2 separate regions of the Homo sapiens genome follow, and region 2 is linked to region 1. Evidence: read pairs that join two places in POLR2A ChIA-PET (ENCODE). Cell type or tissue: A673. All regions are shown on one strand. Each heading gives the region's core, and the rest is flanking DNA. Links, peaks and the distances in the headings are about the cores only. Region 1 overlaps LOC124909489 (a long non-coding RNA gene). Region 2 has its middle 64 kb from the start of ABHD5.

The links. Peaks named below come from ENCODE experiments on the same cell type or tissue, not always from the same donor. Only the 100,000 strongest peaks of a DNase experiment are listed, where the experiment ranks them.
Region 2: POLR2A ChIA-PET joins it to region 1 with 8 read pairs; 3 of 35 experiments call an interaction of 5 or more read pairs at or near these places.

The regions. Positions count from the first base shown.
Region 1 is chr3:44,115,000-44,131,081 of GRCh38, reverse strand. LOC124909489 (a long non-coding RNA gene) reads right to left here. Exons shown (of 5, transcript XR_007096256.1): 5 at 8,718-16,082. Among named protein-coding and RNA genes, the nearest start is that of MIR138-1, 8.8 kb to the right of the region's middle. In A673, for the core only: no CTCF peak of the experiment used is centred there; no DNase peak of the experiment used is centred there.
Region 2 is chr3:43,746,991-43,763,072 of GRCh38, reverse strand. No RefSeq gene overlaps it. Among named protein-coding and RNA genes, the nearest start is that of ABHD5, 64 kb to the right of the region's middle. RefSeq lists an enhancer at 8,629-9,828. In A673, for the core only: no CTCF peak of the experiment used is centred there; a DNase peak (open chromatin) is centred at 9,172.

The sequences.
Region 1 (16,082 bases), core at 5,959-9,958:
GTGACTTCTGCTTTAGGTTATAGGGAAATTTTATTAGAAAAACTGACCTAGAAGATAGAATATTTCTCAGTGATCCATGTGAGGATAAAGAATTTGTTGGAGGAGTATCTACAGCCAAATTTAAGCCCAAATTAGAGGCCTTCTAGGTCAGGGAATTTAGAATAACTAATGAGCTCATAAATGTGCAAAGTAAACCCACAGCTAAACTCTACTCTATCCCTAAGTATTCTACATAGCAAGAGATAGCCAACTTTATTAAAGTGTTCACTGTGTGGAGAGCTGGACATGCATCCTCGTTCAGTTCTCCCCAAGCCATATGAGGTGGTATCTTAAGTTGGCTTCTCTCCAAAGAAGACCCCGAGCTGAAGACTCGGGTAGCTTATTGGGGATGTGCTCCCAGGAAGCCTGTTAATGGTGTGGGGAGGTGATCGAGGGATGGGAGGGAAGCTGATACAGGCGCATTAGTGTGTGGGGTATTCAGTGGTCACCCAGGGTGTCCACCCACTACTTCCCAGCCCTGATTGGCTGAGAGCTGCTTTTGGAGCATTAGTACTGTGGCACTTTTGCCTCCTACCCCCACCACCTGCAGTTGAGCTCACTTCCGTAGCCAGAGGACAGCCTCAGGCAGGAAGTCGTGGTCTTTCTGAAACTGTCCCCTAACAACCTGCTGTGGGTGAGGCCCGACAGTGTCTGCTACAGGTGAGCATTACTTCCACTTGAAAGATGAGAAAATAGAGACTTCTGGAGGTTAAAGAATTTCCAATGTCAAACAGATCATCTTGCCCAGATCTGTCAGACTAAGACCCTACTTGATGTTTTTCTCTGTTAGAACATTCTCTAAGAGGAAGTGTTAATGGGGTCCAGGGCCCATTGAAACTGCCTCCATCTTCAAAGCAATGCCAATGGCCACCAGAGTAAGGAATAGCAGACTGCAGCTTTGACAGGGCCCTGCTGTAGCCCTGGAACCTCCTCTTGCCTCTGTGACACTGCTGGTGGCAGCAACCATAGGCAGGAGCTGTCCCACAAGAGCCCCTATCTGCCCCACAGAGCCTGGTGCTCATGAGGGTCCTCACTCTGGAGGACCCCACACTTGTGGCCCAGGACAAATGTTTCAATGACTCAAAATACAGCAGCACCTTCTCAATTGTCCCTCTGGGCCCATTCTGCCCTCTTCTAGGTCTGGCCACTGAATGATAGATATTGATAATCTGGAAGAGTCCTTATGGCTGCCAAATCAGGCTTGGGGGTGGGGGGTGGCGGAGAGACGATAACGATGGCAGGCACAGATCTGAGACTAATATACAAGCAGCCAGCCCTGAACTCTCTTCAGCCCTGTCATTACCCACAAAGCCAGGGCCGGCGCCGCCCTGCTTCCACAAACATCTCTTACCTGCTCTTTTGCCACCATCTTCTTGGGTAAGGCAGTCCCAGGTGATCACTTTCATAGCATGATGTCTAAAAGCACATATTCAGGAGCCAGATCCAGGTTCAAGTCCCAGCTCCACAGCATACCAGCTGCTTGGGTAGGTTATCTACCCTCTGTGATAGGGAAACTAGAGTTTCTCACTGTGTATGAACACAGATCTTTACAGAATCACTGTCAATATTAAATGAGCCAGGTACTTGCATACACCAAGTGTCCAATAGATACTTGCCATGGTTATATTGTAATTATTGTTACCAAACCATCGGGGAAAGGGAGAAGCTCTGTGTGATTTGTCCACTTGGTGCTTCTCAAGGATGATCTATACCTACCCCTCCCCGAGAATCATATCAACAATTACTAATCAGTGGTTGCTGTATGTGTCAGGTACTTTACAATCATCATCTAATCCTTATGATAAACCTGTGAAATGGGTACTGTTGTGCCTGGGGCATAGATGAAAACTCTGGCTCAGAAATGGGAAGTAACTTGCCTGGCATGGCATAGGCAAGGCATGCCGAGCTCCCCTGGCAGCCAGACTGGTAGGCCCCAACCTGAGCTGAACCATCATAGCCTCTGTCCAAAGCTCTGTAGGCCTCACAGGGACACTCAGGGGTCCTCAGTGTCTCTGAGGGCCTCAGATGTTAACATTGTCTGCCTAGGGCTTTTGCTAATGAGGAAGTAAAGAAACTGCTATCGGTGCATAAAAACTGAAATCCTGATGGCCCAGGTCAGGGAGGGCATGCAGGGGGTGGGGGCTGCTACAGAATGAGCTTTCCTTCTGGTCCTTAAAAGCTAATTCCTTTTTGATTTTTCCTTTTCTCCTCTGGGGGTACCCTCCAGGTGGCATGGTCCAGACCAGGCCTTCCCATTTCAGGATGGTGGGGATGTAAACTCCCTGCCTCCTTAGCTGCTGTGGAAAGCTGGCTGCAGCTGGAAGCCTGTCCTCCTGCACACTTCACCACCCTGTGCCTAGGGCTGAAGGTGGTTCTTAGCACCCATCTTGACCTGTGGCTGAGGTCACTCTGGAGGAAACTTCTGACCTCCAGAGAAGAGCTGCAGCCCACAAGGCCTGGGCAGATCGCAGCACTCTCCATAGGCCTCTGAACATTTTCATCAATTGCAAAGTGAAACAAACCACAGGAAGACTTGGGCAGGTGTTTGGAGGAGGAGCTCAGACAGGTGGGCTGTGGTGGCATTTTCTTTTCCAGGCGCTGCCTGCTTGCTATTTGATTCCCAGGGCTGCACTGCACTCACACAGTGCTTCTCTCATTCCTTCCCAAGGGTATTTTCTGTGTGACTTAGAATAAGTATTGGGTCATGTGGATGTTACTATGGCAACCGGTGTTTTAAATAAAAATAGTGTTACACCCCCGGTAGCCTGTCAGTGTGAAATGTGCCTATAGGCAGTGAAAGGCTGTTGGCATCTGCATCCCTTCCATTCCTAGCAGCATCCTCCTAGCACCACCCAGGCCTAGAGGGCAGAACCCGCCGCTCTGACGCAAGGTCTGGGCTCTTGAGTAGCTTAGGGGAGAAGGTGGGTGGCTTGCACAGATAGGTGTCCCCTCAGCTGGCCAGAGGCCCCTGCCTGGTGCTTCCTTCCCTGACTTCTGCCAGCAGCAGAGGGAAGCTGCTGTGCTCTAAGTGTTTCTAGACAGAAACTTTAACTGGTTAAAGATGGGCTTTGTCTCGGAGTCTACTTCTAGGGGAACAGACTGAGACAAGGATTTATGTGCAAGTAATTTGTTTGGGAGGGGATCCAAGGAAGCAGCAGTAGAGAGGAGAAGTGAGACAGGAAAGGAAGGCGGCCAGTACAGGTGCATTTTCAAAAGTGACTGCTGTGGGCAAGTGGAGCTTAGTCCCACCGAGGAACTTGGAAGACCATATAGCACACAGTATTCCCCCAAGGACAAGGGAGTTGGTGCATTTATTTAGTCCCCATTTGTCACTGGATGAGGGCTTCTCCCTAGGGGTGATTTACTCTCTGCAGTTCCAGTATGACCTTTGAGCAGTCAAAACAAAAATAAAGCCCTACAAAAGTTCTGAGGCAGAGAGTGGGCAGGCAGCAGCCTGTACGGTTTAAAGGTGAATACCTGCCTAGAGGATATGGGCAGGGTGCCACATCTCCTGCTGTGGACCTCTTGGATGTCAATGAATTTCCCCAGCTATCAGAAGTGCTTTTGTGTTGGGATGAGGAGCTTAACTTGGAAAGTTAAAGGAACATGAAATGGCCTTTAAAGATTTCAATAAATCCTGAGACCTTTGAGGGCCTGATGATGAAACTGGTACTCTCAAGGCTGATTGTCCTCCATCATGGTGCTGGTGGCAAGTGTGGGAAGGGTTGGGTCAGGGAGGGCTTATTTTCTTTTGGAGGAAAGAAAAGCAGCTTGTTATATCCCAAATAAGTATTTTTGAGAGTGTTTGAACATATCCTTGACTCCTGATACTTGCGAGGATGAAAAATTTAAGATTAGGCACAATGATACTGAACCCAAGAAACTCAAATTAAACTCTTAGGGTAGGAATAGATGGTGGTTAGGTGGAAATGAATTGGAGATACATTTGAGCTCTTGGCAGTAATTGGAGAAGGGGGGACACTTTTTCTTCTCCCATTAGATTCTGTTGGATGATGTGGGTAGAGTTAGCCACCTGGCAGATCCATCCACCTTCTGATGGCAGGTGCCCTGATCTTGCTTTGGACACAAGGTCAGTGGGTCTGTCCATCAATGGAAGAATAGTTGCTTCTCAGAGCACCCCACCACCTCCTGGTTCAATTAGACACCTTCTCCTTGGAATCTGAGCCCTGAGTGGGATGTTACAAGGACAAAAATTTGACAGGAGCTTATTGCTGTCAACAGTGGTGGTCTGAAAAAAGAGAGCTTACTAATTCTCAGAGATTGTGAGCCATCTGGTTCTTACCCTGGTTCTTTAGCTTTCCTTAAGTTCTCCGAGTATCCCATAGTATTCCAGTGAATTCTTATGCCTTTTCTTATCCAATGAACTGGGGTCTCTCTCTTGGTTGCATGGAAGAGCCCTGAATGATCCTGATTCCTTTGGAGGATCCCACCAGGATAAAATATCTAGAGATTGTCAAATGAAACCCAATGAAAACCTGTCTCTGTTGCTGCTATTTTGTGCAGTAGGTATAGAAACAAGGGAGGAAGGGAAAGATGTGTTAGCATCCTCTTTCAGTGAACCCAGGTGAGAGAGAAGCAGGAGTGAGAGAGGTTTGCATGGGGGCAGGAGGAGTGGGATGCCTGTGAGAGAAAAAGGAGAGGAGGCAGGTTTGGGCAGGAGAACCTCAGCCTGCAGTATGACCCGATGGTCTCAGCCAGTTCAACACAGAGCTCCTGCACACAGGTTTCCTCTTAGAGAAGCCCTATGTTGGATAGAAATGGCCAGGCCCTAGTACTCTGCTGTGCCTCTGTCTTTAGCTGGCGACTGCCCGGAAAGAGTACGGCCTCTGCTCAAAAGCTGAGGCATACTTGAAGGCTCTGCAGCAGGAGGCTGCCAGCTCACTGTGTTCCTTGTGGCTGAACAGGAATTCCTTCCTGGTAGGGAGATCTGAGCTGCACAGCTCCATGGCTGCCTTCCACTGAGCACAGAGTTTTATCTTGACACTGTTTTATCTTGTTCTCAGGCCTCTCACTTATCCTGTGAAGTTGGTGTTATTTCCACTCCCCCAGTTGATGAAATGCAGACGTAGCTAGTTATCCCCTAAGATTTTCCTGCTAGTGAGTGTGAGTGCTGGGATTGGGACATAGCTATGTCTAACTTGAAGGCTCCTGCTTTGATGTCCTGTGGCAGAGGCCATTGCTTCAACTGCCATCATCCCCATAATAAGGACTTGGGCTCTGCAGCTTCAGGGGCTGCTCATTGCCCCCTGAGCAAATGTTCTATTTGGGTGGTGTGTGTGTATATGCACCTGGGTCTGTCTTGGGTTAAAAACAGAGCTTTCTTTTTAGTTCTGAATAATATTCCATCATCTGGATTACCATGGCTTATTTATCTGTTCACCTACTGAAGGACACCTTGGTTGCTTCCAAGTTTTAGCCATTAAGAATAAAGCTGCTATAATATAAACATCAATCTGCAGGTTTTTGTGTGGACATATGTTTTCAACTCCCTTGGGTAAAAAAACAAGAAGTGTTATTGCTGGGTCATATGGAAAGAATGTGTTTAGTTTTATAGGAAACTGCCAAAACATCTTCCAAAGTGACTGTCTCATTTTGCATTCCTACCAGCAGTGAATGAGAGTTCCTGTTGCTCCAATCCTCACCATTTCATGTTGTCAGCGTTCTGGACTTGGATTATTCTAATAGGGGTGTAGCGGTACTTCACTGTTGTTTTAATGTGCATTTCCCTCATGACATATGATGTGGGGCATCTTTCCCTATGCTTATTTGCCACCTGTATATATTCTTTGGTGAGGTATCTGTTCAGGTCTTTGGCTCATTTTTAAATCGGGTTGTTTATCATTGTTGAGTTTCAGGAGTTCTTCATATATTTCGCATGACAGTCCTTTATCAGATATGTCTTTTGCAATATTTCCTCCCAGTCTGTGGCTTGTCATTTCATTTTCTTCACAGTGTCTTTCACAGAGGAGAAAATTTTAATTTTAGTAAAGTCTAGCTTACCAATTCCTTATTTATTTATTTATTGAGACAAAGTCTCGCTCTGTTACCCAGGCTGGAGGGCAGTAGCACAATCTCAGCTCACTGCAACCTTTGCCTCCCAGGTTCAAGCAATTCTCCTGTCTCAGCCTCCCCAGTAGCTGGGACTACAGATGCACGCCACCATGCCCAGCTAGTTTTTGTATTTTTAGTAGAGATGGGGTTTCACTATATTGGTCAGGCTGGTCTCAAACTCCTGACCTCAGGTGATCCACCTGCCTCGGCCTCCCAGAGTGCTGGGATTATAGGCGTTAGCCACCATGCCTGGCCCAGCTTACCAATTCTTTCTTTCCAGGATCATGACTCTGGTGTCATATCTAAAAAGTCACTGTGAAACCTAAGGTCATTTAGAGCTCTCAACCCACAGAAAACATGGAAAGACCTTAAATGCATATTACTAAGTTAAATAAGCCAATCTGAAAAGACTGCATGCTGTATAATTCCAACTATGTGGCATTCTGGAAAAGGCAAAATTAAGTAAAAAGATGAATGGTTGCCAGGGGTTAGGAGAAAGGGAGAGATGAATAGGTGGAGCACAGACAATATTTAGGGCAGTGAAACAATTCTGTATGATACTATAGTGGAAGACACATGTCATTATATGTTTGTCAAAACCTGTAGAATATACAACATCAAAGGTAAAAAGATCAGTGGTTGCCAGGGGTTAGAAGAAAGGGAGAGATAAATAGGTGGAGCACAGAGAATCGGGCAGTGAAACTATTCTGTATGATACTATAGTGGAAGACACATGTCATTAAGTTTGTCAAAACCTATAGAATATACAACATCAAGAGTGAACCCTAATGTGAACTATGGACTTTTATGTGATAATGATGTGCTAAGGTGGGCTCATCAATTATAACCACTGTACCACTCTGGTGGGGGACACTGATAACAGAGGAGGCTATGTAGGTATGGGGGAGGGAGTTCATAGGAAATCTGTACCTTCCACTCAGTTTTGCTCTAAAAATATAATCTATTAAAACAACAACAACAACTCCTCCCACAGCTTTTTCACATGCTTTAGTTTGGGTTCCCTCAAAGGCAAATGCTGTGGCAAGTAGTTTACCTGAGAGGACATTCCACGAAGCGGTCCTGGAATGAGTTTGCAGGGGAGGGAGGTGTAAGAGAGGAGAGGAATATGAGCCAATAAAGGGCATCAATGAACCAGTCCAGATGGGCAACTGGGGTTCCATCCTGCTGGAGACCATCTGGGGAGCTATGCAGAATGTTGGGACAATTCTGACTTCCATTCCTCACTGGTGGAATACAGCTTCACGGGCGTTGGCTCCCAGGTACTTAGCACCTATGGCCTGTATGTAGGCTGAGCGGCTCCCAGGGCACCAGCAAGAGCTTCAAGTATATATAGCTGGAGAGGGGTGGCGTGGATGCAGTCAGCATGCAGGGAAATGTCCATCACAGCCCTGCGTGGGGCACCCATAGCATCTGCCACATGCATATTCAAGGATTATGGAAAGAATCTGACTCCAGTTTTAGGGTATCTGACACTTGTGGCTTGGGATTCAGGAGAAGTAGCAGTGATTGCTACACCTGTTGGGGCACTGTATGAGTGTTCTGCCGTTGCCATAATACCACAGACTGGTTGGCTAAAACAACAGGAAGGTATTTCTCACAGTTCTGGAGTCTAGAAGCCCAAGATCAACGTAGCTTGGACTGTTTGGTTTCTCCTGAGGCCTCTCTCTTTGGGTTGTAGAAGGCCACCTCCTCGCTGAGTCCTCACATGATCTTTCCTCTGGTAACTCACCTTTTTGGAGTCTCTTCCTCTTAGGAGAATACCAGTCTTATTGGATTAGGGTCCCGCCCTTATGACCTAATTTAACCTCTATTGTCTCCTTAAAGGTCCCATCTCCAAATACAATCACATTGGAGGTTAGAGCTTCAACACATAAGTTTAGGAGGACACAATTCAGTCCCTAACAGACATGATGGCTGACAACAGGACCTGGTTCTGGGCCCTATTTCCTCTTTTTACTGATCCCAGAAACAGTTAAGTGAGAAGCTTAGGGTCACACAACTTGGGTTGAAATACGATGCTGAGTCATGAGCAAATCTGTCCACCCAGGGACTGCCAGACCAGGGACTGCACACACCCATGGTCTACAAGGCATCATGCCCCTGAAGTCTTCTGACCTTGTCCGTCTCTCCTTGAGAACCCCGGAGGGGCCTGGCCTTCCATCTTGCCACCTGGGTTCCAAGGCTGGCCATGCTGTATGTCCTGTGCAAGTGCTTCCCTTTGTTCTCTCATCTTGGAAACAAGAGGGCTGGGCTAGGTTACCATTCCTGTTCCCCAGTCTTTTTTTTAAGTGTTGGTGAAAATTTTAGGGGGTGGAAATGGGTACTCTCATTTCTTGGGATCGTACATTGGAACAGTTCATCTAAAAAGGCGATTTGGTGGGAAGTTTCAAAAGCTCTAAAGATGTACACAACCACAGATACTCCAAGACATTCCTAGAAGGGGAACATCTGGGTCAAAGATTGAGCTACAAGGAGAATCACTAGTTTTGGTTTCTCACATTTTACTGTTATAAACATGCCGAACACCAAGAGACTGAATAAACAAATTATGTGCCTTATTCAATAAAACACAAATACATAAAATGTAATTCTGCAGAGAACATTTAATGATTTGGAAAGATTTTTCACAATGCCAAGTGTAAAGGCTAATTTCAGAGCAACCCATATTGTGGTTCTACCCACGTTAAAAAAAATACAAAGATCTAGAAAGCTAATAAACCAAGAATAACAGTCATCACTCCTGAGTAATGGGCTTGTTGAAGATTTAAAATCTTTATTTTTCAAAGTAACAATATATATGCATTGCTTTTGTAAGAAAATCCACAAAAATACTATTATGTTAAAAAATAATTTACCTAGTTTTGGCAGATGCTGCTGGGCAGGAAACTCTACAGCAATTACTGACCTGTTCTTCCCTTGCTGCTTGTGCTTCCACTCTCTATAGCTGAATGCTCACCCTTCCAGCTTCCCTGACTGCTGGGGTGGCCAAGTGATAGGAGTTCTGCCTAGTGAGATGTAAGTGGAGGTCTGCTGGGTGGACATGGAAGTTTCTGGGAAAGTTAATGGCTCCTGATAAAAGGAGGGGATACTTCTGGCCCTCTACCTCTCCTTTCTTCCTTCTGGAATGTGGAAGTGATGACTTGAACAGCAGTAGTCCTCTTGTGACAACAAGGCAATAAGGGTGGTGCAGCAGAAGGGTAAAGTCTAAGCTTTTGATGACACCTTAAGTCAATCCATCAACCCTGGACTCCCTCCAGGCTTCTTGTCATGGGTGAGAATTCTGATGTAACAGTTCTGGCTAGCTCAGGTTTGAAGGCTTTTGGCTGCAAGTAAGACTTAAGGTCTCTCCTCTAGGTCCTAGATCATCCCTATCATTCCACACTGCCTTCATAGAGAGAAACAGTGCCTTAAAGGCACTCTTTTCCCAAGCTGATGCTGCCTTCTTTTTGGCATTAGTATCTGAATTTATTTGGTGGTTCCTGGAGAGGAGCACTGTCTTTTGTAGCATAGGAATGTGTTAAGCAGCCCTTGTGCCCAACAGAGCAGGGCCTTGTATGAGACAGCCAGTCAGCTGTCTCTCAAAACACTATGTGCTGGGCATTGTGCCATGTGCTGGGGAAGGCAAAAGAGCAAAACGGACTCATACCTTGTCCTTCTGAAGCTTATCACTCGGTAGAAAACAAGAATATTGAGAAGTCAGTTAATCCTTTGCATAGTCGTTGGTGTGCAGTGTTTTAAAGAACAGGGTGCCATGCAAGTGTGTCCTGGAGGGGCCTGGCCCGGGGCTCAGGGAAGGCAGCCTAGAAGCTCTTTTCTGTCTCTAGGCTCAGCAAGATGTATCCCAAATTCCCAGGCTTGTCTGTGACAGCCTCTGCATCACAATGCCAAATGGAAGGAATCTTTCCTTTTGTCAGAGCCCTTGCCTGTGGGCTTTATCATCCATATATGCAAAATGAGGGAAGTGGACTCCACAAACTTCCAGCTTCCCAGAGCTCAAATCCCACGTGAAAGCAGCTGGGAGAGGCCACCACAGGAATGGTGCAAACACAGGCTGACAAGGCAAAGTGGGGGCTGTTTGCTTCCCAGCCTTGGCAGAGATGGGTCCCACATTTGTTCAGAGGCAGAGGCCTCTGCAGGGAACAGAGTATGCAAAGGCCTTAAGAGTAGGCCTGTGTGAGCAGCAGCAGGAAGGCCAGTGGGGCTGGGGCAGAGTGGGGCACAGAGACGGATCCCATGTGGCAGTGAGCAGTGGAGGTCAAAGCCCTAGGATCCAGCTTGTGTTTCAAAAGGATTTCAGGTCAGCCCTTGCCCATTCTGTTTGCTCTCAGAGTAAAAAATTGAGGTCAATGTTGGAGAGATCTGGTAATCCACGCAGCAAACTGCATTGATGGATGTGGTCTCAGACCTTGCATGTACCAAGGTAACCTAAGCAATGAAGCATTTATTTTTATTTTGTATTTATTTTGAAGTATTTTTAAATGTGTATGACTTTTATAATCATAAAAAATTGAAATTGTAAAAAAATGGCAAGTGGTTATCCCTAGGGATAAGATTATCAGGGACTTTCACATTCTATGCTGTATGTCAGCAGTCTTTTTAAATTTTTGGTCCTTGAACAGTGCTATTTTCTATTGTTCTCTGCCTCTAAACATTAATGGGTATTCCTCTAGGTGATGTACAAGAAGAAACAGGCAAAGACAGAAGAGTATTAACTCAGTTTCATGGTCACAAAGTCAATTACACACACACACACATATACACCCTGCTTCTTCCAGTCGAGTCAGGCCCAAGGGAACAACCTTGGAGGGAACAGCTCTTTTTTCTTCCTCCACTTCCAGTGCTCTCTTCCCTCAGTCTCCAGTGCTTCAAGCTTGAAGGCAAGTAGAAAACTTTGAAGGCAATCACACCTACGTTGCCTGTTGGTGGGTGGTTGGGAGAACTGCCTGGGAAGGAGGGAGGAGGATGAAGTCCCTTTGGGCAGGGTTAGCAGCACACATCTTTGGAGTCTGACAACCTACTCACCAGCTGTGAGACCGTGAGCAAGTTTCTTGACCTTTCTGAGCCTGTGCCTCACCTGAAAAATGGGAATGATGACACTGCTTCCATTCCCAGGGCTGCTCTGTGCTGCAATGAGACAACACAGGCTGAGTGCCTGGCACACAGTAAGTGCCAGTGGGTTAATGGGGTCACTGTCTTTGTTTCAGAGCACAAAGACCTCTGGCTCTGGAAACAGAGGACCAGGCTGCATGGTCCAGGACAGGTTGCTTTGCTTCTGCTTCTCCAACTGTGAGATAGAGCTGCGGTGGGACAAGGCGGGGGGCAGACATTTCTGCAGCAGGATGCAGGTGTCCCTCACAGCTCCTTCCTTCACCTCAGTGGGCTCCACCTTGATGCCACTCATCTGAGACTGTGACTGATGGACTGCTGGCAGGTGTCTAGCCCTGGGCTCTGTGGCACCCAAACCTGCTGTGCCAGGAAGTGAGGATTCCCGAAGCTGAGGCTGCTCCCAAGTTTCATCTTCTGTTGGGCTTCAGCCTCAGGTCTCGTTTTTGGCTCCTGTGCCACCCCCTGGAACTAGGGAGCAGTGGTCCAAGTCTCTGGAACTGAACCAGGATGTCAGGCAGCTGGAGAATGTTAGGGATGAGGTTTTACTGCTTATTTTGCTCTACTTTTCTATCAAAATTCTTTTATGCTATGCCTCTTAAAATAGCGATTTCAAACTCTCTCATTGGTCTGTGAGGTTTCTTCTGAGTTTTAAGAAGACAAAGGGAATGGTGAAATAAATCTTTTTGCCTCCCCCCACCCTTAAAAAATCCATAAAAAATTAACATGAAGGTGAAATTTTTTGACTTCAACTCTGTCCTTGAGACCCGTAAACTTTTCCTGAAATTTCAGCAGAGTGATGTGCAGTTTTCCTGGGGAGGGTACCCAAAGCTTTCCTGATAGTCTCACTGCAGTTGGTGTGATGGAGTACATAGGAACACTTCCCTTGTAGCAATGACACTCAAATTACTGTATTTTCTTAATGAGAGAAGCCACTTGCCTGAAGCCAGTACCTACCAAGAGACAGATGCTTGGGGTTGAAAAGGTCTTTGGCTATGGCTTTCATGAGGAATACATAAAAAACCACCTATGAAGTCTAAGGTAAATGGTGATAATTACCAGCAAAACAAGGATATCTACCCCTGCCACTAGCAAAAAAAGAAGTCCACCTCGAGAAAAGAGTACGACAAATTTTGTCAAGTTGAAATGATATGATCGCCCAGTGTGTTTGGTCTTTATGGCATTATCTTTTAGGGTCAAGGTTTCTCCAAGTTGACCGCCAATCAAATGGCTTTTCATTGCTCAGACAGAAACAGGTGCTCTAAGTAAGCTGGGCACAGCTGACTTTCATGATCCCCACTTGTTCATTAGGGAGGTAGAAAATCAAAAGCAAGGGCAAGTGTGGGTCTGGGAGTATTGCCGAGCTCAAATCTCTGCTCCCGCAAGTAATGTCTCTCATTCCTGAGGTACAGGCTGGCTCCTAAATCTCTCTGGCTCTAGTTCCTCTCCTTAAAATGGGGTTGCTGTGGGCTCAGATTAAAGAAATGGAAAGCCTTTAAAAGGTAACTGTGCCATGTACTGTGTTAAGAATTTAGTAAATAAAAATCTAAGACTTTATATTGGTAGAAAATAACTTTTACCTTCCAACTTCCCTGTTGTGAAGGAGAAAAGGATGTTCTGGGTATGTGTATGCAGGTGAAAATGGGAGAGTCAGGTTATCACTGCCCAGCATTCCTAGGGATTTACTTTTACAATTCACAAAAGTTTTAAGAGAATCATTATTCAACATACAGTAGTAAACACCCTAAACCTTCCACATTCTGCAAACAGTAGGCACAGACGCTTCACTATTGTGGCCTTCTAAATTTGATACTCAAGGGGTTTTCTCCCCCATCTTTTACTCTATATTGGTAGTTCCCAAACTTGAGTGCACTGGCCTCACCGCAGAGCTTCTAACTCAGCAGGGGTGGGTGGGGCTGGAGGATGTGCATGTCTAAAGCGTTCCCAGGAGATGCTGGTGCTGCTGCTGCTCCAGGGAGCACACTTTGAGAACCATTGCTCCATTTGATATTAAATACATTCGGGGAACTCCTTTTCCAAACGCAGCTTTTCCCAGAAGAGCTGACTGGGGCCAGCAGATGGTAAGCAGCTTAAGACAAGGTGGTGAGTATGAAAGTGTGTGTCTGGCGAGCTCCCTTACATCATCAGGGCTTTTGGTTGTCTACAACGGGCTTCCAGAGAGAGTCTTATAATTTGGAATGTGGCTAGCTGCAAAGGTAGGATCCCAAGGAAGTTATAATACAGTGATTCTAAACTCAAAGGTTCAAACGATCACAAAATCAAGGTTTTAGAAAAGGGGGAATGGACACTGTTTTTTTCTGGCCAGGTGGCATTAAGTCAGCCTGAGTGGAATGTCTGGAATGTTCAGGAGGGGAGAGGCTGTTCTCAATGAGGTGAATGCACTTTGGAAAAGAAGCCGCTATGGGGATGGAGGTCTGTGGCCCAGCAGGGGGGCTCTGGCTGGATCTAAGCATGCAGGGGAAGCAGCCCAAGGTTGTGCTCCCCTAGGCTAGCCTTGAGGAAAGAGTTCTGGGCAGGGGTGGGGTGAGGTGGGTGGGGAGCACAATTTGCCTTTGCAGTCTCAACCTCTGAAGGTCACTGTACAAACTTCAAATGAATTCAGCAGCTCAATACCAAAATTAAGTAGAGCATCCTCTGGATCTTAAATGGTTCTCTCATTCTCTCTCTGGACTTGACCCCATTTTATATTTTATTAGGTTTTTAATCAGGTTCCATTATGAAGTGCTTTAAACAAGGTTAGAATCTACAAATGCACAAAGGGAGAGAACACTGCCTGGTCTACCTGGTTTAAGAAACCAGAGTGGAAGCCTCTGAGAATGGAGAAGGCTTTGCTCAGTCCCTGGGAGCGGCCCTGGACTTCCATCATCAGCTTTGTCCCCTTCATGCTGGCTCCTCAGCAGCAGGGAGCAGTGGCTCAGCACATGGACTCTGAGGCCAGAGTGCTTGGGTTTAAACAGCAGCGACACCAATCACCAACAATATGGATGGTGTGGTCTTGGTACTTACCTGATAGGGTGGTTACATGACCTGCCTGCTTATGAGGAGGAAATGGAGGTACCGAGTACATGGCTAAATGTAAATGGAGGGCTCAGGGCAGTGCCTGGCACAGTTTCTATTCTGTAATTGCCTGCTGCTATTAATGATGATACCACTGAAAGGAAACAAAGACCCAGGGCTTCAACAAATAGCAAGAGTGTCTGACCTTGAAGGACGCTGGGCTTGGGCTGTGCTCATCCATTCATTGAACAGATTTATTCAGTGTCTACTCAGTGCCAGACACTGAACTAGGCTGGAGGGTACAGCAGTGAATGAAGCTGAATATTCCTGCCCTCAAGGAGCTTATGACCAGTGGGAAAGACACAGATTCAGCAAAGATTCCCACTAATGAACGAGTAATGACAAAATGAGATGAATGCTCTGAAGGGATGGAATTCAGCTTGCTGAGTGCACGGGAGAGCTGTTACCTGACCTGGCCTTCTGGGTAGTGGGAGTTGGCTCTGTCTGAAACTTGGAGGACGGTCAGGCATCAATGATGGGAGTCTGGAGGCAGCTGGGAGCCTTCTAGATAGGGTGGAGCTGAACGAAGGCCCTGGGGCAGGGGCCAGAGGGATCTTATAAAAAGGGAGGAGGGTAGGGAAGGGAGTGGATGTCATTCATGGGTCCCACTGAAGTTAGCGTGAGGACAACCCTTTAAGCAGTTATAAGGCCAGGAATGGGAGGCATTTGCGTGATTTAGGAGTGCATTTTGAAAAGATCATTCTGGTTATAACATGTGGAAGAGATAAGGCTGAAATGGAAGCTGGAGAGGTTGTGGGGAGACCCAAAAAGGGTGGAAGTGGTTTTGAAGCATCCCCTGGAGTGCCTGTAACATAGTTCCTGCCCAGCTTGCTGTCCCCACTGGAGATTTTTTTTTTTAAAACAGGGTCTTGCTGTTACCCAAGGTGGAGTATAGTGGCACAATCTCTGCTCACTGCAGCCTCAAACTCCTGGGCTCAAAACGTCCTCCCACCTCAGCTGCCTGAGGAGATGATGAGACTACAGGTGTGTGCCACCACACCCCTGTCTAATTTTTAAAAACATTCTTTATAGAGATTAGGTCTGGCTATGTTCCCCGAGTTGGCCACTGGAGATTCTGATGGAGCAGGTGCATGGTGGTCCCTGGGATCCTGCTTTTCCAACATGCTGAAGCTGCCACCCATGGACCACACCATGAGTGGCTCTAGCTTGGACTCCGTTGGTCGTAGGGGAGTTGGTAACTGGATGAATTCTTAGGAGACAGCAAGAAGCCCTTTCTGAAAACTGGGACTATTTTGCTTTGAAGATATTTGTCCCTAAACATAATTTAGTACAAATTTCAGAGATGCCCTTAACGATATAGGGATGGAGTGAGGGATAGAACTTTACAGAAGTAGACTCACCCTCCATAATTCTAAGGTGATACAGATGCAGGTGGCTCTGGTTAACTCAGGCTCTATGTAACCTGGGTGCTATGCAAGGTTTGCATGGTGCTTGTTTTTATCCGTCTCTCTGGTTTTCAGAGCAGCAAGAACCCTATACAAACAGACTATAGACTGGGCCTGAGTTAATCAGAGTGGCTCTGGATCTTTGTCCTGTAGAAAACTAGAGAGAGGAATATCCTCCTTTTTATTAGCGTTATGGAAAGGACACCAGCCAACCCAGCCACTCTATCTTGAAAACTCTTGCTTGGGCTCTGAAAAATGGTGATGTCACATATAAGATTTAAGTTAGGCACAAAATACTACTCCAACTCTAGAGACCTCCATTAGTTTTCCAGCTCTGCTGGGTCCATGGCTGTAAGGACCTGG
Region 2 (16,082 bases), core at 7,655-11,654, 370 kb after region 1:
GTGCAATCAAGGCTCACTGCAGCCTCGACCACCTATTCTCAAGTGATCCTCCCACCTCAGCCTCCCTTGTAGCCGAGACCACATCTGGCTAATTTTGGGGTTTTTTTTTTTTTTTTTGGAGAGATGGGGTTTCACCATGTTGCCCAGGCTAGTCTCAAACTCCTGGATTCAAGCAATCCTCCCTGTCTAACCCTCCAAAGTGCTGGGATTACAGGCTTGAGCCACCACGCCTGGCTGAGTTCTATGTTTTTATCACCTATGGAGGTTCATATATCTGCCACTACAGTCGAGATAGTGAATGGTTCCGTCACCAACAGCAGGGAGGAACATACTTGAAAATGGATTGACCAATAACTTGATTCCAATGCTGTGAGAGACCTTGAGCCAGAACCACCCAGGGAAGCCACGCTGGATTCCTGACCCTCAGAAACTGTGTGAGATAATCATTTTTTGTTCTAAGCTGCCAAGTAATGATGTACTTTGTCACACAGAAATAGATAACTAACATAGATACCTATATCAAACACGTGATTAAAATGTAGACCGAGCTCAAATGTAGTCTGAGCTCATCCCAGACCTAGACTCTGCCTTCTATAAACTCTCCCAGGCAGCTCTGATGCACATTCTTTGTTTGAATCACTGCTCTGCCACTAACTTCATGCAATTTACCTCACCTCTCCAACCCTCAATTTCACACCTGAAAAATGGGCATAATCATACCTCATAAGCTATCAGAGCTTTGGTTTTTTGTTTTGTGTTTTATTTTTTGTTTGACTTCTGGGTTCAAGATAATGCACATAAAGCCCGAGCGCTAGCCTTCTTGGTGCCCTGCCCATGTCCCCTCGCCCTCATCATCTCAGAGCCTGCCTGGTGGGGTGGTTGGGGACTGCAGGCACCCACATTGCTTTGCCTGAGACCTTTCTTTGCTGCTAGAGCCCAGTTTGCTGCCTCAGCAGTAAGCCTGAAGTGCTGGGTATTTAACACCCTCCCAGTCCCCCAAAGTAATGACTGACAGAGCTGGGATGTAAACACTTGACTCTAAGTGGCAAGTTCTACACTGGCTCCCAGAATTCTACAGCAGAATTAAGGTTGTCACCTACAGTGGTAACTTGTTTCATAACACACCATTTATTGGCTCACCTCCCTTCTGTAGGTCACTTCCCCACTTCCCTAAGGTGTTACTTTCACTGCCCACATAAACCACTTACACCAATATCTTTGCCTCAAGATTAGCTTCACAAGGACCCAAACTAAGACAAGTACCTAGTGGTGTCAGCACATAGTATGTGCTCGGCTAACAGTTTTGACTGTGTGTGTGTGTGTGTGTGTGTGTGTGTGTGTGTGTGTGTATGGCATGTTTGTTTAGTGAAGGACACAGAAAGAAATTCTTAGCTAATATGAAACAGTGAGGAGGTATCAGCAGCATCAAAAATCCAAGGATGACTATCTAGACTGTCAAGTATGTGTCTACTACAAATCAACAATGACAAAAATTCAACAGGAAATAGAGAGTGGTCATCAGGCAATGCACAGGAGAAGTGACCAAATGGCCAACAAGTATGGGAGGAGAAGCTCCAGATCAGCAGTGATCTGAGGAATTGAAATTCAAATGAGATGTGCTCTTCTATCCACAGGAAGGGCAAAAGTTAGAAATGTGGGTAAGTGAGGACCTATACTGCTAGGAGATATAAGGTGGAACCACCTCTCTGGAGATCTTTCTGACAACATTTAACAAAATTCAGAATCCATTGACTGGCTTCAACACCTAACAAATCCACCCTGAGCACATCAGTCCCATGGAAGTTCTCACAAAGTACCAGGTGGTATATTGCACTGTTTTTCTGTTGGGGAGTTGGAGGCAGTCTGGTATCTTTCAGTAGGGAAATGGATAAGTAAACTGTGACAATGCACTTAGAAGCAAACACAGAATCTATAGAGCAACATGTGGCGTAGGAAAAGTAGGAAACGGAATGAGATTTGTAGCAAAATTCCATTATGTAAATTAAAAACAGACACAAGGCAGATGTATGTATTTTACAAGATTATATACATATGTAAGGACATATTCCAAACACATTTGAAAGGGTGGCGGCGGGGGTGCTTTTAAAAACAGACTTAAATGAGAAAAGTAACATTTTAAAACATTAGATGATAACATAGAAAAGTATCTTTATGACCATGGGGTAAAAATTTCTTAATTAAGACATGCAAAACACAAACCTTAAAAAAAAAAGGATAAATCTGGCAATATTAGAATTTAAAGCCTTTGTGCAATAAACACTATGTAAAAAATGATAAGCCACATACTGGGAGAAGATATTTGAAATGGATGTAACTGAAAACGGATTGGTATAAAGAATACATAGAGAACTCCTCCAAATAATGGCTAATATTTATTGAATACTTACAAAGGGCCTGGCATTGTTGATGGTGTTTCACATGGATGGAATAATACAAAGCAAAGAGGAAATAAAAACTGGCAAAGGATATACACAGGCAATTTGTGAGTTACTTTGTGTCACATTGTGTCTTAACGTAACATACAGAAATGGGTTCCCTCTTTGGTTGGCCCCTTTGTAGCTATACCATAGACCTCAACAGGTGACATGACTTAGGGGGTAAGAGCACGGCTAGCCTTCGAGAGCCAAGATCTCAGTCCAAGATCCTGATCCACTCTGACCTTCTGTTTCCTCTTCAGTAGGAAGACAATAATACCTCCATGTGTGGTATGAAGTGCTTAGCACAGTATTTAACACACAGCAAACACTTACTAAATGGCAACTATTTTGATGATGCAAAATAATAGTAGCGCACATGTAGTAAGGACCTAGTCCTAAGCTATTTAAATATGTATATTCTCATTTAATCCCTACAGCAGTTTTCTGGGGTAGTTCCTGCTTTTATTTTCATTTTACAGATAAGGAAACTGAATCTAAGGGAAGTTAGGAGGCCACCCAGGTCATGCAGTGGGCTCTGAAGCCAGGCTCACACTCTGAACGACCACATGGCACCCCCTTCTGTCATGGGCATGAGCATGGGGGTGCTACTCTTTCTTCTTAACATGAAAAGTATCTAGAACTTTAGAAATATTGTTTATGAAGCTGAATGTGTTTCTGAATGAGCACCTCTCAGACTTTAACATGCAAGTAAATAATGGGGATGAAGTGGGAGCAGATCTTGTTGAAATGCATATTCTGATCCAGCAGGTCTCAGGGGAAGCCCAAGAATGTGCATTTCTACCAATCCCCCAGGAGATTCTGAGGCTACTGGTCCTCACACCCACTGGGGAGTTCTGCTTCTAGGATCCAGTTATGACACCCACTCCTGGGTTCATTTTGCTTTGCAGGGTGATCAGAATGCTTTGTGTTTGTACCTGTGGACAATAGGGGGCTCTACAAGCTTTAAAAGATGGCATGTGTCATCAGCACACATTCAACGGAGGCCAGAATTCAGCACACTCAGCAGTGGGTGAACTGCCTCTGCACCTCTGTGGCTCATTGTTTTCCACACAAGAGTGCTCGGGATGACATGGGCCTGGACTATTCTGGGCCTTGGTCAGGTGGCAGCTGATTTACAGGAAGAATGATGTGGCTCCAGAGAGTCACGGTTTGTTCACCAGCCATGGGACTCCTGCTATGAGCCAGACCCAGGACAGTCTGCGAGGCGAGGATGAGGGTGAAGCACCACAGTCCCTGCACTCAGGAATTTGAAGCATTTATGGACATGCCTTTGGTGGAGAGGGTGGAGAAAGCCTGGAAGGTCAAGCTGGCCGGCATTTGCCCTAGTCAGGGGTTACAAGAATCAGAAGCCCTCTTACTGGTCAGGAAGGGGAGTTTATGGGAAGGAAGGAGCTGCCCAGGAAAAACAGCAGGAAGAGAGGCAGCTCCACCACTACAGGGAAAAAAGGCCCTCAGAAAGCCAAATAGCACTCTCCTCTCCTCCCTCCTCCCCTGGCCCTCCTACCCTGCTGGCTCACCTCACCCAGGCCTCTGTAACAAGGCTCCTGGCTTCACACCAGTCACCTGCGACATCTGCATCCTTGGTTTCAATTGTTGAAGGTAAAGGCTGATTGTTCTATTTTTGTTCTGTGGGCAAGGCAACTTCTTTGGAAGTGGCCGAGGCAGACCGGGCCAGGAAACCTGTGCACTCATTCCACTTCTGTGCCTGCCAGGCTCACACATCCTTCTTCTCATAGCACATTTTTAAAGGATCCTGCATTTACCAAGATCTAAAAGTGCAAACATGCACTTACCCGTGAGAGACACCCACAGTCACAGCTGTGTGACTACACCCAGAGATGACCTTGTTAACCATTTTTCTCAGAGTCCACAATCTCCAGTGGAATCTGTTTCTCCCTGGTTCTGTAACAGTCAAGCCTTGTGTTTCCTCCTCATAATTTTGCAACCTGATTGTAACAACAGTCCTCACTAACACATCCTAAATACAATAATGCAATTCAAGCAAGGCAAGTTCAAAAACACTTTCCATTTGGAAGGGGGTGAGGTTGATAAATCTCCAGAACAGCCCCTTAATCCAGAGCAAACTTCATCCAAGGTTACATGGCAGCATGGGCCCCCTTCCACAGCTGCTACTGAAGGGGAGGATTCTTGTGGATAATCAGGAACATGGTGGGACCAGAGAATTCCACAAGCATCACTGTTGACTTGTCTCTCTGGCACAGGGGGAGTTCTTTGGTCAGCAAACCTGGCTTCCAGATAGGTAGGGCCCATATCTTAGTTCTTCTTTTTTCTTTTTTTTTTTAATTTTGTCTTGGTGCTTTATACACTGTTTCTTATAGTGTTTACTAAGACACAGTCTCTGCCCACAATGAACTTTGGTACATTGTGAAAATATCATGTGCAGAAGATGGAAAAAGTGCAGAGTCTCTGCACTTGGTGTTCAGAATGCAGAAAAGAAAGGAGAATGGCTGAGGTATGAGCTGGTTGCTGCTGGTTGGTGAACAGATGCCATTAACTGGCAAGGAAGAGGCTGGTGTGGACTGCAGAGCTGGTGACACCTTAAGCTTTTTTGCACTTCCAGGGGGCCAAGCAAGGCAGAAGCAGTCATTGTTCTTTTCCCTGTACCTGTCTCCTTCAGGACAGGCACATTTGGCTGAGCACAAATAAGAATCATTTGCAGAAGAGCTCTAAGAGAGGAAGGAGTCCAAAAACCTTTGACCTAGGATTATGACTCTCACTGAAAGTTGTAAGAACTGACCTTTGACCTAGGATTATGACTCTCATGTAAGATGTAAGAACTGAGAGTCATTGCAAAAAGGCTGCAAGATCTCAGATCTGCAGGACTGTGGGCTGTCTCCTCTAAATGCAAAGAACTGGGGCCTAGGTCTCACGAGATAAACATCAGTGATGAGGGCAGTGGGCTGGTGGCGAAAGAGGCAGAGAAAACAGCAGCTCTGGTAACTGCTATTTTAAACACTTTTATTAAAGCAACAAAAGAAGAAGAAGAGGAGGAAGAGGAAGAGGAAGAAGGAGAAGAAGAAGGAAAGAAAGAGTGAGCTCACATAGAAAGCTTAACCTCTATTAAATCTTAGAGGCAGATTAGAAATAATTATAAAATTCGATACGCACAAATGGGAATGCATAGGTTTAAGGAGTGAGTGGATTAATTGCACATGACTCCAAACGTGGGCTAAGGAGGTAGACAAGATGCCTCTTCCTGAGTGTGTGACTTTAAGGAAGCTTCTTAAGACCTCCAACTTCAGTATCCCTGAGGGGAAATCTTTAAATGGAGATAGTGGCACCTACCTCCCAGGGTACTGTGAACATTAAGTAACTATTGCCTAGCAAGCCTTTGGTAGAATGTGTGGCACGTAGTACATGCTCAGTAAAAAGTGATTGACGTTGCTGTTCCATGAACTAGACAGGCTTTAAAGTCAAGTTCCAAAAATATCTGAGTGGTATCCACATCTTCAAAATGAGCAGCCAGCCTCTCAGCATGGAACCCTTTGAAGGAGCCACACTGGCAGGTAGGAACAGCCATGCTGAAGGGCTCAGGGAGCAGGAACCGGGCCACCTGCACAGGGAGGGTTTCCTTCCACTTCAGAGCAGGTAAATGGTTTCACTTCCCATCCAGCTCAGGTAGATTGATGATGGCTACCAGGATTTCAGCCCCAACAAGGATGACAAGGCAAGGGTCCTTCAGGATGGAGTAGCCATGCCTTTCATGGGGACAGGAGAAAGGTGGGTTGACTTAATAGGCTACAGATCCAGAAGTTAAATTTGTGCCATTGTTCGGCATAATCATAGTATTATTTAGTGAGAGTTCACCATGTCTGAGCAGTAATTGTCAGGGTGCTTTACATTTATGTATCATCTTATTTGATCTTACATCAATCCTGTGAAGAGGGTACATTATAATCCCCGTTTTTCACATGGGTCTTACGGACTAAGTCAACTGCTTGAGGTCACTTGTAGCAGATTCAGCCACTGCCCAAGTGTTGTGAACAACAACTCCCATGTGCCTGGCTTCTGTCACTTTTGAGAACAGCTGCCTCTGACTACCAGGGTCTACTTTGCCTACCCACAAGAGTCTGGGGTCCTTGGGAATTTAGGTGTGCCAGGTAAGCCCTGAACCTTAGACTGTTGGGTGCAGGGCTATAAATGTTTCTAGCTCCCTTGCCTTTGACAGGCACACTCAGGTGTGGTCTCCACTGACCCCAGAGCTCCACCAGAATTGAGCCAAGTGGGAGCCTTTCCTCCTCCTTCTATGGGACTGTGTTCGATGCTGCCCCTTTGCACCCTGCCTGGCCTCCTTCCCTTCCTGGCCCCACTCTCCTGTCCCCCTATTGTATTTTCCTAGGAGTATTCTGCAATGAAACACTTTCGTGCAAAGGTTTATCTAGTGGTCTGCTTCTGGGAAAACAGACCTGCGAGGTCACTTGGTTGTAAGTGCCAGAGCCTGAGTTCAACTCAGGTTCACGGTGTAAACTGCCTCAAAGAGAACCACCCCACCAGAACCAGTAATAATAAATGTGCAAAGACGGAAGACCTAAATAGAATTCTCACCAATGCTCGGGGGCCGAGTCCCAAGCAAGGCCTGGCTGTGAAAGCTGTGCCTGCCGACCACCTGAGACTTGAATATCCTGCGTGGAAGCCCTACAGACTCTGGTGTGCCCTCTGCCACATCCCAGCATAATCCTGGTGGAGAAAGTCATTGGAATTTTGGAAGCTAGGAAGGCTTTCCTTAGCCTGGTAATTATTTTTTCTTCCAAACCTCTATGCAAAGAATGTAAGTTAACTGATTAGGCTAAGGCTCTGTGCATCCTGTTGTTCTCTTTTCTGCAGTCATTTGGGTCTTTGTGTATCTTTGATGTGTGTGAATTAACATATTCTGCAGCTCCTCCCACTCACCGAGAGAAGGGGAAAAGATACCAGCCACAGCCCTTGCAGCTGAAACAAAAAACCTGAGCCTGGGTGGAGGCCAGAGGGAGGAGGAGGGCTTTTCTCCCTATCTCACCATTTGGGAGAATTTTCCCTAGAACAGGAAAAATAAAATAGTGTTCTTGTTCATGAATATTGCAGGTAGAAAAGAACACACTCTAGGGTATGCCTGAAACTCCACTCACCTTGTCTCCCTGGAAATGCTGAAGTCCATGAGTCCCAGGAAGGACCTTCACTCAACACTTCCCTAGCCTCCAACTCTCTTCCAACCCAGCCTCACCCCTGCACAGGGAGGTTTTCCTTCTACTTCAAACCATCTTTATATCAAGGGATGGTTTCATCTCTCATCCAGCTCAGGTAGATTGATTTTTTATCAATCCAGAGAATTTTTATGGAAAGAATGTGAAAGTTGCACCTGGGTGAGATGAGCTAGAGATCAGGGGAGGGAAGAGGACATTCTAGATTGGCTTCAGTAAGAGAAGAATGTAGACTCTTTCTTATTTTACTTGGAGGAAATTTTCACTTGCAGAGCTAAAGCCAGGTTCTAAGTTCCTCTTTGCTCATGCCAACTCAGAAGAAAGCACCCCTCAGAGGGGACAATGGCTTCTTCCCACAGCAGGTACCTCTACAGATTTACTTCACTGGTGGAGGTCTGCACCAAGAGCAATGCAAGCAAACTTCAACCAGACAGATCCCTGATCTTGCCTTGCTTACACACGCTGAGTACAGTCCTCTCTCGATATCTGCAGGAGATTGGTTCCAGAACCTCCTTGAAAACTAAAATCTGCAGATTTCTCCTCAAGCCCCTGATAGAAAACAGAGTAGTATTTGCAGATACCTTATATACATCCTCCCCTGTACTTTAAATCATCTCTAAATTACTTATAGTAGTACCTAATACAATGTAAATACTATTTGAAGAGTTGTTACACTCCATTGGTTTTTTATTTGCATTATTTTTTTCCAAATATTTTTCATCCTGGTTGAATTTGTAGATACGGAGCCCATGGACACAGATGGCTAACTGTATTTTGTTTGCTGTTCCCACTCAAGAGAATGGAGCAGAAAGATGAACACAGCTGGGACAATGACAGCAGCATTGCAGAGCTCACGTCAGCCCTGTACTACCTCCTGAGACCTCTCGTTATGGGAGAAGACAAATTCCTTTGTGCTTGCACTACCCTAGCAGGAATGTGTCACACACAGCTAAATGCAATCCCAACTAGGACACTTGGAATATGGCAACTCACAGCTGGGGGCTAACCCATCAATGTGTCTTGTTTGGGCAGCACAGTGTTTTAAGTAATTATACTTCAGACATGGGAAACTTCATTCAAAATCCAGATTTCTGGCTTCTTTGGAAAAGCTAAAAGGTACAGAAAGATTGGGCTTATACTCCCATGAGGCACACAGTCCCCCTGTCACTCCCTCTAATTAAGGGGAGGCTCAGTTGCCCTTTATCATCACACCTGAGCTGATGTTCGCTTGGCCTCCACAGATGTTTGGGTTCATGCCATTTGGGAATGAGCACAGGTTTGTTAGTTGGCCACCTTGGCTCTGTGTCAGTTGTGCAGCACATCTTTGAGCCCCTATTTCTTAATAGATACAACATGTACAAGAAGCGAAGGTGTTGGCTTAAGGGAGAAAATGCCAAAGTACTTAGTATGTTATCTGCTATTTCAAAGAGCCCCCAAGAAATATTAGCTCATTTCCTCTCCTCTGCAGATTTGAGATATCAATTTTCTTGTGATTGAATAACTCAGGAATGTGATGGCTCACATGTGACTTAAATACTACAGCTGTCCCTTCCAGAGGTGACACTGCCAATTTAGTGACTAAGCTCAGCTTCTGACTACTGACTTAAAGGAGGGTGCCCCTGCAGGGTCCCCATCACAGACATTAGAGTTGGATTTTGAACAATTCAGTTCAGTGAACATGGGCCTACCATAACCAAAGGGTCCATTTTCTGGTCTCCCTCTCACCCTGGGACACTTCCCTGTGTCCTTGTCCATCAAGCCCCCTTAGGCTTCCTGAATAATATTCTTCTCCATAGAAACCTTCTCCTGACAGCTACAAAGACTTATTTGCACTGGGAGCCTCTTCTACAGCAGGTAAGGCCAGCAGGCTGAAACCTTCACACCTGGGTGCCTTGGCCGATGTTATTCTCTCTGCAGGAATGCCCTTCTGGTCTTCTTCCGAGAAAAACAAAACAAAACGAAAAACTGCTGATTTGTGCAGGGCACGGTGGCTCACGCCTGTAACCCAGAACTTTGGGAGGCTGAGGTGGGTGGATTGCTTGAGGCCAGGAGTTCAAGACCAGCCTGTCCAACATGGTGAAACCCCATCTCTACTAAAAATACAAAAAATTAGCCAAGTATGGTGGCACACATCTGTAATCTCAGCTACTCAGGAGGCTGAGGCACAAGAATCACTTGAACCTGGGAGGCAGAGATGGCAGTGAGCCGTGATCGCACCACTGCACTCCAGCCTGGGTGACAAAGCAAGACTCTGTCTCAAAACAAAGAAAAAAAAAAAACTGCTGACTTGTTAATGCCAACTCCTACAAAGTTCTGCCTTCACCTCTTAGGCAGAAAGACTTGCTCCTCCTTCAGAGTCTCATTGCCAACTGAGCTCCAGTCACATGACACAGCAGTGAGTCTAGTAGGAAAGACAGTACTTTAATATACCCAGCAACCACTCAGTGTCAGGAGCTTAGAAGGTGTTTAATAAAGAAGATGGAGGTCTGCTCGCTGACTGGCTGGTGGACAGGTGGGCTACTTCTACCTGGCGGCCTACTTCTACCTGGCGGCAGATAGCCAGCAGGGAAGGATTTCCAGGCCAGCCTTACCCTTTACCCTTGCCTTTCTGCCTTCTGAGATCTTCTTTCCCTGAGGCTGGTGGGGCAGAAAGCAGCTGGACAGCTGCCCACATGGGGAGTGGGAGCAGGGGCAGCAGCCCCCCAGAGGTCTGCCTATCACAGGCCCCACCCTGTCCAGGGGCTTTCTGCCTTTGCTGCCTCTCTCTTCCCTCAGAGCCTCACAGCCTCCCTCTGGTGACGAGCTTCCCATTACATGGAGGAGGCATTGCACAGGCGCCCACCTGCTTTCCCCCATCCTCTGAGCTCTGTGTCTCCGTTCTCCCCTCACTCCTGTTCCTGGAGATGGACCTTGCCAGCTATGGGAAACTCCTTTGCCCTAGGTCCCGTATTCCCTCTCGCTCAACAGCTCCAGCAATTCTCCCCAAGCCCTCTGTTGCCCCCACGTCCTTCTCCAGGTGTTGCCTCCTCTGTCATTCCTTTGCATCAGAGTCCTAGGAAGGCTTATGTGCCCTCTCTCTAGCTCTCCTCCTTCCAATCTTTTGTAAATGTACTGAATGGTTGAGAGTATCAGTAAGTTAATGGCAGTCAGCCTGTACCCTGGCCCCTCGCAAGTCCCCAGAAACCTCCCCTTTGCTGGTGCCAAGATGACTCTCAGGCCTTAACTTACACTCCCAACCATTCTGTAAATTTCTCCTTCCTCCTGTCTGATCCTTTCTTCACTTGGCTTCCAGCACCCCACATTCTTGGCCTTCCCCCTCCCACTAGCCAATTACCCCTTCTCACTCTTTCTCTGGTTCCTCCTCATCCCTCTAACATTTACACATAGATGAACCCCCGGAGCTCTGTCTTTGGACCGCTTTTCTTTTCCATTTATAGAGCTCAACTAATCCCATGGATTTAAATGCCGTTTACATGGAGTCTAGTACACTCTTTTTATATATGCAGCTACCTACCAGACATCTCCACTTGGGGGATGTATCTGTCAGGATAAACTAGATTATGATGCAGAACAAACAACTTCAACACCTCACTGGCTTAAAATAACAAAGGCGCGTTTCTTGTTCGTGCTACCCGTCCACCACAGGGCAGCTGGGGCTTCTGTGAATTCTTATCATTCAGGGGTCCCCAGGCTGATGGAGGCTCCACTTATCAGCAGCCATCTCAACATGAAGCACTCTCCTAGCCCTCAACACACAGCAAACATGTCTAGCTAGTCTCCTCTCTGCCATGACCTTAGGTAATTTTCAGAAAGGATACATACATACATGCACAAATAAATGTCTACTTCATAAACCTCACATACAACAATGCTCACCCATAAACAACATAATTAACAAAATTTTCACAGCCTCCTCCACCTAAGATGGAATTATAACAAAGTCTTGTGGGCCTCCAGCAAAAGAAGGTTTTTCTCCAGGGAGGTGCTCATAATGTTTAACAACCAGCTCTCTCAGAAACCAAAAAAAACCCCGATTTATATTGTTTGCCAATTACCATAGTGTAAATACCCCCACCATGGCCAATTTCAAGTCAACATGAGTTTAACACCCAGCTCTCAAATTTACTGAAAATGTAACCATTGGCTTTTGTGAGCTGGTCTGAGCCAGCCACTGGTTTCATCCCAAACTTTTCTTTACCACATCCCTTGATTTACTCTCCAGAAAAAAAAGAAAAAAAGAGCAAAGAGAGGAAATATATGCCAGGCACTGCAACAACACTGTGTGCATTATTTAAGACCAGTGTTAGTTAGTATATTGTTTCCACTGCTTTAACAAAAAGACTCAAAATCACTTGTACACCAATGCTCATAGCAGCATTATTCACAGTAGCCAAAAATGTGGAAACAACCCAAGTGTCCATTGACCAATGAATGGATAAGCAAATGTGATACATTCATACAATGGAATATTATTCAGCCTTAAAAAGGAAAGTGATTCTGACACATGCTACAACATGGGTGAACCATGAAGGCATCACGCTAAATGAAAGAAGCCAGTCACAAAAGACAAAAATTGTATGATTCCACTTGTATGTACCTAGAATAGTCAAATTCATAGAGACAGAAAGTAAGATAGGGATTATCTGGGGCTGGAAGAGGGTAAAATATGGAGTTGTTATTTAATGGATACAGAGTTTCTGTTTGAGATGGGAAAAACCTATTCTGGAAACAGATCATGATGATGGTCACACAACATTGTAAATGTACTTAGTTCTACTGAATTGCATGCTTAAAAATTGCTTAAAATGGTAAATTCTGTGTTATGCATATTTCACTACAATACAAAAATGAAAAAAAAAACTCAAAATTATGAAGGCTTAATACCATTTCTGCCACTTATAAAAAGCTGAGTAGGTAGACCAGGGCTGGTAAGGTAACCGCATGATTATCAGACCAAGGCTCCTAGTACCTGGTTCCTCTGCCACTCAGCATGAGGCTTCTCCCTCATGGTCCAGATGGCAACTTCTCTTTTGTTGTTGTTGTTTTTTTTTTTTTGAGACGGAGTCTCCCTCTGTCACCCAGGCTGGAGTGCAGTGGCACGATCTCGGCTTACTGCAGCCTCCGCCTCCTGGATTCGAGCAATTCTCCTGCCTCAGCCTCCTGAGTAGCCGGGACTAGCGGTGCTCACCACCATGCCTGGCTAATTTTTGTATTTTTAGTAGAGACAAGGTTTCACCATGTTGGCCAGGCTGTTCTCAAACTCATGACCTCAAGTGATCCTCCTGCCCTGGCCTCCCAAAGTGCTGGGATTACAGGCATGAACCACCGTGCCCGGCCCAGATAGCAGCTTCTACTCCTAGAATCACATCAGCATTCCAGCCAGCAGAAAGAGAGAACACTGGAAAGGGAAGCATGTTCTTACCTTTCAAGGGTATGGCCTGGGTATTGCACACATCACTTCCACTTTTATCCCAATAAGCAGAATTTATTTATTTATCTAATTAGCCAGGCATGGTGGTGCATGCCTGTGGTCCCAGCTACTTGGGAGGCTGAGGTGGGGGAGTCTCTTGAGCCCAGGAGGTGGAAGGTACATTGAGCCAAGATCATACGATTGCACTCCAGCCTGGGTGAAAGAATGAGACCCCATCTCAAAAAAAAAAAAAAAAAAAAAAAAAGAACTTCTTTCTCTAGCTGCCATAGAGGCTGGGAAGCACAGTCTTCAATCCACACAGTATTTGTTCAGCTAAAAATTCTACTGCTCTGTAAATGGTGGGGGGGGGGTGGGGGAGGCATAGATATTGGGATATAGTTAACAATCCCTATCAAAAGCATAGTAACCCTATGAAGTAACTCCTATTACCCCATTTTAGAGATTGAGAGACCAAGGCTCAGACTAGTTAAGTAACTCACCCAACGTCATTCTAAGTGAATGGCAGACTTGAAAAACCCTTTCCACTACATTATGCTCACTCCCTCCAGGAAGTAAAGTTCATCTGCAGTTCCCTCGGAGACACTGCGAGAGAGAGGGTAGGCTGGGAGCAGAGGGTGGAGGTAAGGGAAGCCACACTGTAGCTGAGCCCACAGACTCACCCCTTGTGGCATTTAGGATGATAGATATGAGGGGACATGGAGTTGCTGAGTGGCTGGAGTGCAGTGCCGTAGGCTCATCACTGGCCCGTGAAAGTCACTTATTAAATGATCAGAAACGTTGTGAACCAGTGGTTAAACACAGCCATTGTAAAATTAAATTTCATAAACTTACAATTAAATAAATTATATTAAAAACAAAGGTAATAAATACCCAAACTCATCACTTCTTAATTATTTTACTGCGTCTTACTGTCTTCTATGCTCTTAAGGGTCTGGTATCTATTGTGTCTTGATGGTGGAATCCTCCCTGATGGGGGCTACTGCCCAGCTCCTCCTTACTCTGTGCTCAGTGACGTCTCCTGGATAGCCTGATATCAGCTGTGGGGGAAATGTTTACAACACAGAAATCAGCAGAGACTACAGAACAGAGGCTTCAGCCACTTCCTAGCACAAGACTGCATACGCATATACAGGCGGTATAACCGGGATCACTGAGGAGCCTGCAGGTTGGGCTGAGTAGAGAAGGCCTGCGCTCCTTTCTCTGACTGGCTCCCCATCCCTCTTCTCTCCTGCATTCTGACCTCTGTTAATAAAAAGACCTCACTTTATCTTTAAGAGAATTTCTGATACACAAAGTGTTCAGGGATTGAAGTAGACAAATAATTTGGGTTAATGTGCATATCCCTGTTGTCACGTGGTCCTTGGTAGAGGGCTTGTGGGGGGTCCACTGTGGCTCCCAAGCCCCCTCCACCCTACCACAAGCTGCTGCGCAGGTGGAGCGTCCCCACTTTTCCCAGAAGGTGAAGCCAGGATGGAGGAGGAAAGGCTCCTGTAAACAATGGCTCCCTCTGCCCTTTGAATGGATAATGTCGGTTTCCCTCTTGGAAATGAATCAGGCAGCCACGTGGTATCCTCTGCCAGCCCTCTGCTGCTTTCAGTATGACATGCAGGCAGTTGGGGGCTGGAGAGTGAGGGAGGTGAGATGCACAGCCAGCCAGATTTGAAGATGAACCTGGGCGTGGCTCAGCCAGAGGAGAAGGACACCAAGTTCCCAGGAATTCCTGGCCATCAGGCTCAGGAGCACTGCTTCTCACTCAGCCAGACACATGCAATCACCCACATCTCAACTCCAAAGCAGAGAAAATGAAAACCAAAAGAAGCTTTAAACATGGGGAGGACCCTGTCTCATTTTTCTGTACCAAAAATAAAAGCAGCTTGGAGAAAACATTACCTAGAATGCAAAGCATAGCCCCCTCAGCCCTCCACTGAGGCCTCCTTCTCTCCAAAGACTGTCTTATCTATCCAAAGACTTGCTCTGCTACTCTTGCAGGTTAGGTTCCTCGAAGCAGAGGCTGAGTTTAATAGGGGTCAATCCTGGCGGGGCAGGATGAGCTGAGGAAGACGCCAATCTGTGACTCAGGCCCCACACAGCCATGGTCAGCCAAGGGCCTGGAGCAGGCTCGCCTGGCAGTATCCACATTTGGTCCAAGTGGCCAGACTCTCACACCCTGGCTCCTAAGGGGTTGGATACAGACTCCCTGGGGGTGTAACCTTGGGCAAGGTACACAGGAAAGAGCTTACAACCAGCAGCTGACTGCACGCCCGCAGCTGGCCACTGTGCCTTCCTGAAGGGGAGCTGGGCAGTGCAGCTCTGTGTCCACCACACAAACCCATAATGTTTTGACACTACCTGTGGAGCTGATGCTCTTGGCAGGACCGTATCTGCCTCTCCAAACCAACAGGAGCTTGAATATTCACATCATCGTTGTTCAGCCCTGTGGCCTGAGCTTGTCACTTGATTTCTGCTTCTAAGCCTCTATTTCCTTGTCTGTGAAATGAGACATAAAGACTCTATGAACTGAGGACATAGCGGGCCCTGGATACGGTGCGTGCCTTTCTCCTCCTCTCCTGCCTCTCGTCCCCACCCTCCATGAGGTGGCCAAGACCTTCTTATTCTTTATTCTCTACAAACGCACATTCTTTACCCTCATTTCTCTCAGCTCCCCAGGGCCCAGCTCCTCCCTCACCTAGGGCTGTTTGGCAGAGCCCCCTTTTTCTTTTTTCTTTTTTTTTTTTTTTTTTTTTTGAGACAGAGTCTCGCTCTTTCACCCAGGCCGGACTGCAGTGGCATAATCTCGGCTCACTGCAAGCTCCATCTCCCGGGTTCACGCCATTCTCCTTCCTCAGCCTCCCGAGTAGCTGGGACTACAGGCTCCCGCCACCGTGCCTGACTAATTTTTTTTGTATTTTTAATAGAGACGGGGTTTCGCTATGTTAGCCAGGCTTGTCTCAAACTCCTGACCTCGTGATCTGCCCGCCTTGGCCTCCCAAAGTG